2 separate regions of the Mus musculus genome follow, and region 2 is linked to region 1. Evidence: chromatin loops called from intact Hi-C (ENCODE). Cell type or tissue: gastrocnemius. All regions are shown on one strand.

Region 1 (4,000 bases):
ATAACTAGGTTTCATCTTTCATCTCAATGCTAGGGTCCAATAAAGCAACATTTCATAAGATGCCATCCATTCTATTGACCTTAAACATTTAGTGAGGAGAGAGAAATTGATGGCCTTGGATCCTTGACTGGCCTACTGCTGCTTGAAGTCATTTCTCTGGTTCATGTTCTGGGATAACTGCCATTAAGGAAGGAGCTATTTTTCAATAGCTGAGAAATAGTTGTAGGTGATTAGCTGAGTAAGGAAGACCCTGGTTATTCATCTTACAAACCCAGAAGATTCCCACAGCTGGAGCAGGAACACACATGTCAGGAAGGACGCCTTAAGTGCTTAATGAAGCATCTCGTCAAACTACAGTAACTTCGGAGGTTAATGAAGCAAGGCATGGGGTTTGCATGTGCAAGTTGCAAGGGGCACAACCTTTAGACATTGTGATATGATGCTGTCACAAACAAAAGAGTTATATTGTATTTGTAGCTATCCATGACTGCATCTGGCCTGCAAGCACAGGTTAGACATGCCTGAACTAGACCCAGTGTGCATTCCCATTGGGTGGAGGAAAGAATGTTCTTTCCTGCCTCATCGCTCCTATACCTACACCTTCAGAGTTTGCAGAATAAGCTGTCTAGGTTGGAGCTAACTTAGAAGTAGGATTTAGTCTAAGTAGAAATGGAGTTTTTTGCTCTTTTAGACCTCCAAAATATACTGCTCACATACTTAGACCATGATATTCTATAAGTCCACATATATCTTGAACCAGGGCTCATCGTCAAAGCTTATCAAAAACTTTTTTAAAAAAATCATTAAGAATTGTGTCTTTAGTTAGATTCCCTGCACCTTCATGATGGCTTATAACTGATTGTTCCAGTTCTAAGGAATCTCTTCCCCTCTTTTGACTTCATGTGCACTAGGCACAGCCATAGTACATATGCATACATGTTAGGAAAACATACACATTAAAGAAAGAAGTTGCCTTTTATTCAGCCCTGGATGTGGATGTCAGCAAAAAATGAAATCTTGGTGAAAGTTTATAACTGAAATGTTTTGCTTTGTAAACTGCTAAGAGCGCCTAGATCTGTGTCCTTAGCAGGAGAGCATTGGGCCTGTGTCACTCTCCTTCCCTTGTCCTTCATTCTGAGCATCTAATGTCTGATTTTCCATCTTGAGATTATGGCCCAAAGTCTTAATTCTACTCTGAGTTATTTTTCATCCCAGAAAGACAAGAGAAGGTAGAGGATTTGTGTTTTAGGGTAAAATATACCAGTGTTAGTTTCCACTATCCAGTACCCCAGAACTTGGAAAGCTAAGGCAGGAGGAATATGAGTTTTAGGCTAGCTGGGCTGCATGTGAGGTCTGCTTCCCAAAACCATAAAGCGTCTAGGGATGTAGCTCAGTGGAAGAAGGTTTATCTAACATGAGTAAGTCCTTAAGTTCACTCCTCATTTGGAGAAGGTAATGCAGTCAGGAAGAAAAAATTTACCGTTTTACTCATTCTGGGGTGCATGGTGTTGAACATAATGCAGAACCTCCCTAAGGTCAGACATTCAGTCATTTTATAGAAGTACAACTGTGATATCTATTTTGAGGTGATGTGACTAACATCCTACATGGTAGATGTCTGCTCTGGGCCAGAGTCTGCTGGATTGCTGAGTAGAGAAGCCATTTCAGAGAGATGCCATTCTTGTAAACCTGCTTTGTGTTTCCATCTTTGTAATAATCTATTGAAAGACACAGTGAGTGTGAAGGAAAACAACAACAAAAAATATTCTGGAGGAAAGAAATCAGTAAGGGTCCCTAGATGTGTCTGCAGGAACATTTCAACCCTGACCAAGCTTGGGAGCTCTTGGCCCTTTGCTCTGGCCTTAGGTAATTTTGCAAATGAGCCATAGATGGCACTGTTTCATAACAGACTCAGTTCTTCTCTGCATGCCAACTAGTGTTTTTATCTGGCTGTTGATAAATGAGACTGTTTCTCTGTTCTTGGTACCATGTGGTTTTTAGAAGCACCTGCAGCTCCACATTCAGCTAGCTGTATTGTATAGCTCTGCTTCCGAGGCTGGGGTGTGTATTGGCTCCCCCTTCTCTAGAGTCACCTCTGTGATCTGCTCCCATCAAGGAGCATATCCAAGGTTGAGGATCACTCCTCTATAACAGCTGATACATGAAAAACACAATAGTTCACAGCAGAGCAGACTTTATAGCAACCTATGTTCCAAGAAGTAATAGAGCTGCCTAACTTGGTACAACAGATGCCCTGTGCTCTGATCCTCCCACACTCTGGCTCTCACTCTTTATACCTCCCACCTCCCCATCTCTTTGTCTGCTTTTAAGCTTTGTCTTATTTACTGCTTACTGTGAATGGGCTTTTAGCTTTTTCATCATCTTGGACTGGTGGATTAGTACAGCCTTTACTTGTTAACAAGAGGTTATGTTTAACAGTCTTCTTACCACATGACATCACAGGCAAACCTGTGTTTCTAAATTGGCAAAGTAATCTTTTTCCTTTGGGAAGGCCACATTTTAGTTTTATTGGGGTGTACTATATGTACTATATGATGATGTTTTGTGTAGTCTCTGCCCTTGTCGAGAATGAATCTGTTGCTTATTGATGTTTGCTTCCTTCTATCCCCTGTGTTCCTTTTTCCTTTTCCAGCATGGCTTGAAAGAGGGTTTCCCTTTTTTTCCTTTAGGTTTATCCATGCGAAGTATTCAGAAACAAAGAAGTTTTGCCATGAAAGCATTAAAGATAGCTTAAGGTGTGTCAGACAAACACTGTAGTCCTTTCTGACTGCTGTCTGTCTCAGGCTTCCTTTCTGACATCACTGTCATAAGTGGCCATAGCACTTGTAATAAGTGGGTGGTAAATGTATATTGAGAGTAGATATCCAGACTAGAATCTTACTTTATCTACATGCACCTTTTTATATCTTTTGATTGCAGGTTCATGTGATTAGCGATTACCAGTTTGCCCAGAGAAGCTCTCAAATTGAGTTAGTCTTTGCCTTCATCTTACTATGCTAGAGGATGAAATATAAAGCCACCAGTCTGAGGTTATTCACATTGATCTGATTTCAGAGTTGTGGGCCTAGGGATAGAGCTCAGCATTCACAAGCCTGAAACTTGCTATAACCCCCACTGGGTAGGTGAAAGGACTACTCAGGTGGCTTCTTGAGAATTTGGAGGCCAGCCTGAGCTATATGAGATCCTATCTCAGAAGGAAAAAAAGTTGATTTCCCTCAAAGGCTTGATGTGTGTGACAAATGGCAGAAGAGCCATTTTATTGTCTGCGAATTTTACCCTGCAGGTCACCGCAGTGCCGTTGGATTCTTACTGTAATGACAGAAGTGCAGAGTATGAGAGAGGAGTTCTGAAGGAAGGAGGGAGTCTGGCTGCCAAGCAGTGTTTGTTGAATGGGGCTCCTGAGCTGGCTACGGATTGGCTGAGTCGCAGATCCCAGTTCTTCCCAGAGCCAGCTGGAGGGCTGCTGAGCATTAGACCCCAGAACGGCTGGTCTTTCATCAGAATTCCAGGTGAGTTTTCTGCTCTTTGGAGCATGTTTCCAGCTTTGACAAGAGGAGAAAGGGGGAGAAAGCCCATGTGATAGTTTTTGTTGTTTGGTATTTGGAGTTCCTGAGGTTTCTAACTCTCCTAACCTGTAACTTATAGGTAAAAATATGAGTACTTTGTGTCTTGAGTGGAAAGATGATGATTGAAATGTTTCTAGATTTGTTCGTGAGTACTCTCCTTTGATAAGAAGAGTGTAATGTCACTTTTTTAAATGGGAGAAGGTTGGGGTGCTCATGGGTAGAGTGCTTATCTAGTATGCACAAGGCCCTCACCAGATGACCCCCCACACACACACACCCCAAAACCCCACAAAGTTTAGGAAAGACTTCAGGTCGAATGAGTGCAGTTGTTTTGTGCCATTGCCAGTGGAATGAATGAGAATGTCGTCACTCCCACAGAGCCTAGTTAAGTAGCATAAACAGTGTCCTGCACA
Region 2 (4,000 bases), 75 kb after region 1:
CACTAAAAGACTGGATTCCAGGCAGCTAAGATGAGGGTCTTAAAGCCCACACCCACAGTGACACACTTCCAACAAGGCGACACCTTCAAGTAGTGTCACTCCCTGGGCCAAGTGTATTCAAACCACCACAGATGGGCTAGAGAAATGGCTCAGTGGTTAAGAGCACTGGCTTCTTCCACACTAGTTTGATTCCCAGAACACAGTTGACTATTCAGAGCCATCTGTGACTCCAACCTCCAGAGATCTGACATGGTCTCCTGCCATCTGTAGGCACCAGGCCCATTGGTAGTCCACAGGCATATGTGCAGATAAAACACCCATACACATACAACCAAAACAAATAAACAAGAAAGCAAAGGCCTTAGACGTTCTCACTTCTCAGGTGGGTGATACTTGCAGTCTTATTAATGAGACCTATTACTTCTGAGTAAATAATATGGACTTGGGGGTAGGGAGAAGGCAAACAACTATCAAAAACCAAATATACAGTGAATGAGTTTGTTTAATGGCTCAAGATTCTTGGCAAGGTCAGATCCTAGAAGAAAGGATGCTCTGGGTCTGGTCCTTCCTATCATACATGATATTGATTTTGATATGTGTTTGTTTGATCTTATGATGTGCTATGGTCTCTATTGGAATACATATTACATCCATACAACCTGAGATGAGTCTAACTTCTACCATGGGCCATTAGACAAGTCTCTTAATAGGGGCCTCAACTGATGTCAGTATTCAACATCCCTCCTCAGCCTGAAGCAGTTCCATTGATCTTTGCTCTACCTCCTCCCAAAGTCATTTAGGGTCACCTGTTATAACGATGGATAGAGACAGGACACAGAGGGTAAGTTGGGTAGTTAGGGCTAGGGGAAGCCTCTGATGCCATCATAGATGCTCTGTGGATCAAAGCCCCTCTCTGTTTGCAGGTGTTTCATGAATCAAACACTTGATGACAGTTCAACAACCATAGTATTTCACGGCAGTGCTCTAGTGCCAAGAAAGAAATGTGTCGTCTTGTGCACAAGCAGAAGGTAGGGGTCATTTAGTACACTTTTCTTTGCTCTGTAAACATTCAAAAGCACATAACCCTTGTCACCTGGGCAGTGTCCCCTCTTGAAATCTCTCCGAATTCTCTCTGCCGCTGCCTCTCTTTCTCATTATAGTTATTGTTGTATGAGTCTTAGAGACAGTCTCTCTCTCTCTCTCTCTCTCCCTCTCTCTCTCTCTCTCTCTCTCTCTCTCTCTCTCTCTCTCTCTCTCTCTCTCTCTCTCTCTCTCTCTGTGTGTGTGTGTGTGTGTGTGTGTGTAGTCCTGGCTGTCCTGGAACTTGCTGTATGTAGACCATTCTGGCCTAGATGTCATTCACTCTTTGTCCCAAGTGCTAGTTATTATGCCCTGCTTTTCTTTCTGATTAATGGTGTTCAGCTCTGGAGTACCCAGGCTTCATTTCTTGTCCTTTGTAGGACCCAATCCTTAAGTCACAGCAGCTTACATCTGAAACCACTGTAGCTCGTTATTCCAAGTGGATTCAACTGGATTTAGCCCTTTTTCCTGTCCCCAAGACAAGGTCATCTTTAGCTACTTATATAAAATTTAAGGCCAGGGGCTGGTGAGATGGCTCAGTGGGTAAGAGCACCCCACTGCTCTTCCAAAGGTCCAGAGTTCAAATCCCAGCAACCACATGGTGGCTCACAACCATCCATAACAAGATCTGACTCCCTCTTCTGGTGTGTCTGAAGACAGCTACAGTGTACTTACACAAAATAATAAATAAATCTTTAAAAAAAAAAAAGAATTTAAGGCCAGAGTAATCTAAGTCCCTGTCTCAATAAGTCAGTCAGTCAACCATCAATCAATAAGTGAATGGTTAGCTTCTCCAGATTGGTTAGTGTCTTCAGATAAGCAACTATGCTCTGCCATCAGTGTCTGGCCTATATTTAATATAGGAATTCAAAGAGTGTTGAGGAAATGGGTGTCCCAGAACACTTGGCAGTGAGGGATGGTACTGGAAGGAGGTTTAGTTTTAGCCACAAACTCAAACTCTTTCCGACCTGCTCTCTTCCATCCAGGTCAAAAAATGACCGACCACCTGCTAGTGGTGGCCAGAAGATGATGGGGATTTTGCAGAGTTGGCTTTAGCAGATGAAGAGGCCTTGCTTTCTGAACACCAGGACAATATTTGGAGGAAAGCATCGCCAATTACTCCCTGAGCTTAGCGGTACAGAACCAGAACCGAGCTCCGTGGGATACAGACACAAGGTGATTTAGGATTCCTGGACTGGTCCCCAGCTTTGGTCCGGGGCGGTCCCATGAGCCTCCAGACGGACAAGCGCGCAGCGCCCTCTAGTGTCTGGCGACTGCTCTGCCATCCCGCCGCGACACCCGCCCGAGGCTCCCGCTTCCCGCGGCTACGGCCCCGCGCGGGTTCCTGGGCCAGGGGCGGGACTCGGAGGAGGCAGGAGGCTGGACCCAGTGGGAGTGTCCCCGAGAAACTCGCGGCCTTCGGCGGCTTCCCGGCCCGGGAAGTAAGCCGGGGTCGGCGACCACAAACAGGAAGTCAGGCTGTAACAAAGAGCAGAGGGCGGGGAGCCGCAGCGCTCTCGGGCGCCCGGCGGTGGCGGCAGGTGGAGAGCTGACCCCGACGGGCCGGCGACGCACCTGCCTCTTCCTCTGCCCAACCCAGTCCAGGCCACCCTGGGACGCGTGGGGTCGTGGGCGCGGCCCCTGGGGAAAGACCTCTGGGGTCTCCCAGGAGCATCCCCTCCCCGGGAAGGGACAGTCACAGTTCCCTGACTGAATCACTTCCATCTCCTTCCCGGAATGCAGCAGGTCACACGGGGGCGGAGGGTTGGGCCCACAGATGGTGCAGACCCACGTGGAGATAACATAGGGAGGGGAAGAGGGAGCCAAAGGAGGGCCCTGTAGGGACCCTGGCAGAGGCGAAACACTGTACACCTTGCTTGAGTCTAGTGGCCTCAACTAGCCTGAGTCGAAGCGGGTCGGAACCGTTATACACTCATTTGCCCCCAGTTGAGATCAACTGTGCCAGGGCTAGCCAAGAGAGGCATGACTGCGGCCCCTCCCAACCTAGAGGACAAGGATCTCCAGGTGGTCACCAGCCAACAAGCTCTGGAAAAGCAGCTGTCCTCAGGCCCGAAGGTCACCAGGAGGTCAGACTAATTCTTTAGACAGGACTGTAACTCCAAGTTACTGAGGAACTGCTAAACTCTAATTCTATTATAAAATATTCAAAGAAGAGCATTTGCCAGGCTCTTGAGAATGCTTTACAATGCTTCTAGAGCTATAATCTAATATTGTTTGAATGCCAAGTCTCCTGGACTCTTGGAGTGATCAAGAGACCATTAAGTACCCTACCTCTGTGATGGGGGTGTGTGGCCTCTCAAGGAGAGACCTTCGGGAATTTCTGGGAAAAAGAATATATTTTGTTCACACTCCATGTAAAAACTGGGCCCACATCTGAGTTGCTGGGAAGAGGGTGTGGCGTGGGCGCAGGTTGGAGCCCCTACAAGCATTCCACACTAAGTCCCTTGCTCTGAGTTCCAACTTGCACCAGAAGGCAGTGTTCATATGTTGGGCTCTCTCTCAGCTCCTTGGCTAGGGTATCAGAGGTGGTAAAATGGATTGAGAGAGCCACCAGGACCCCTCCAGGGCTCTTCTCTGACCATCTGGCAATATAGCCTAGCCGGGTGGTGTGGACGTGCAGGCCTGCGGGTGTCCTACCTGTCCCCCACATGGGAGCCTCGTCATCTCGACTTCTGTCCCAGCCCAGCCTCCCCCGCCCCCCAGAGCCTAGAAGCCGCTTTCCTGTTTCATTTTGGGCAGGAAGAGTGAGGTCTTGTTGTTCTTCCCCCTGCTGTCGGCTCAGGCTGTGGGAACGGTTCCCTGAATGTTTTCCTGTTTGATACCCTGTGTGTGCAGGAGAGCAACAGGGAATGATGACCAAGCCGTGGATGGAGCATATGCACACTCCTGGGACATGAGG

Evidence for each region. Peaks named below come from ENCODE experiments on the same cell type or tissue, not always from the same donor. Only the 100,000 strongest peaks of a DNase experiment are listed, where the experiment ranks them.
Region 2: a loop joins it to region 1, with 3 times the contacts of the local background. A loop is called at or near these places in 18 of 42 quality-filtered maps.

What each region holds. Positions count from the first base shown.
Region 1 is chr2:119,411,932-119,415,931 of GRCm38, reverse strand. It overlaps Ino80 (INO80 complex subunit), which reads left to right. Exons shown (of 36, transcript NM_026574.4): 26 at 3,305-3,530. Among named protein-coding and RNA genes, the nearest start is that of Chac1, 63 kb to the right of the region's middle. In gastrocnemius, a CTCF peak has its summit at 1,888; a DNase peak (open chromatin) is centred at 1,908; H3K27ac peaks cover 1,469 bases.
Region 2 is chr2:119,336,510-119,340,509 of GRCm38, reverse strand. No RefSeq gene overlaps it. Among named protein-coding and RNA genes, the nearest start is that of Gm14207, 12 kb to the right of the region's middle. In gastrocnemius, a CTCF peak has its summit at 2,350 (motif pointing left); DNase peaks (open chromatin) are centred at 2,389 and 3,751; H3K4me3 peaks cover 2,154 bases; H3K27ac peaks cover 2,608 bases.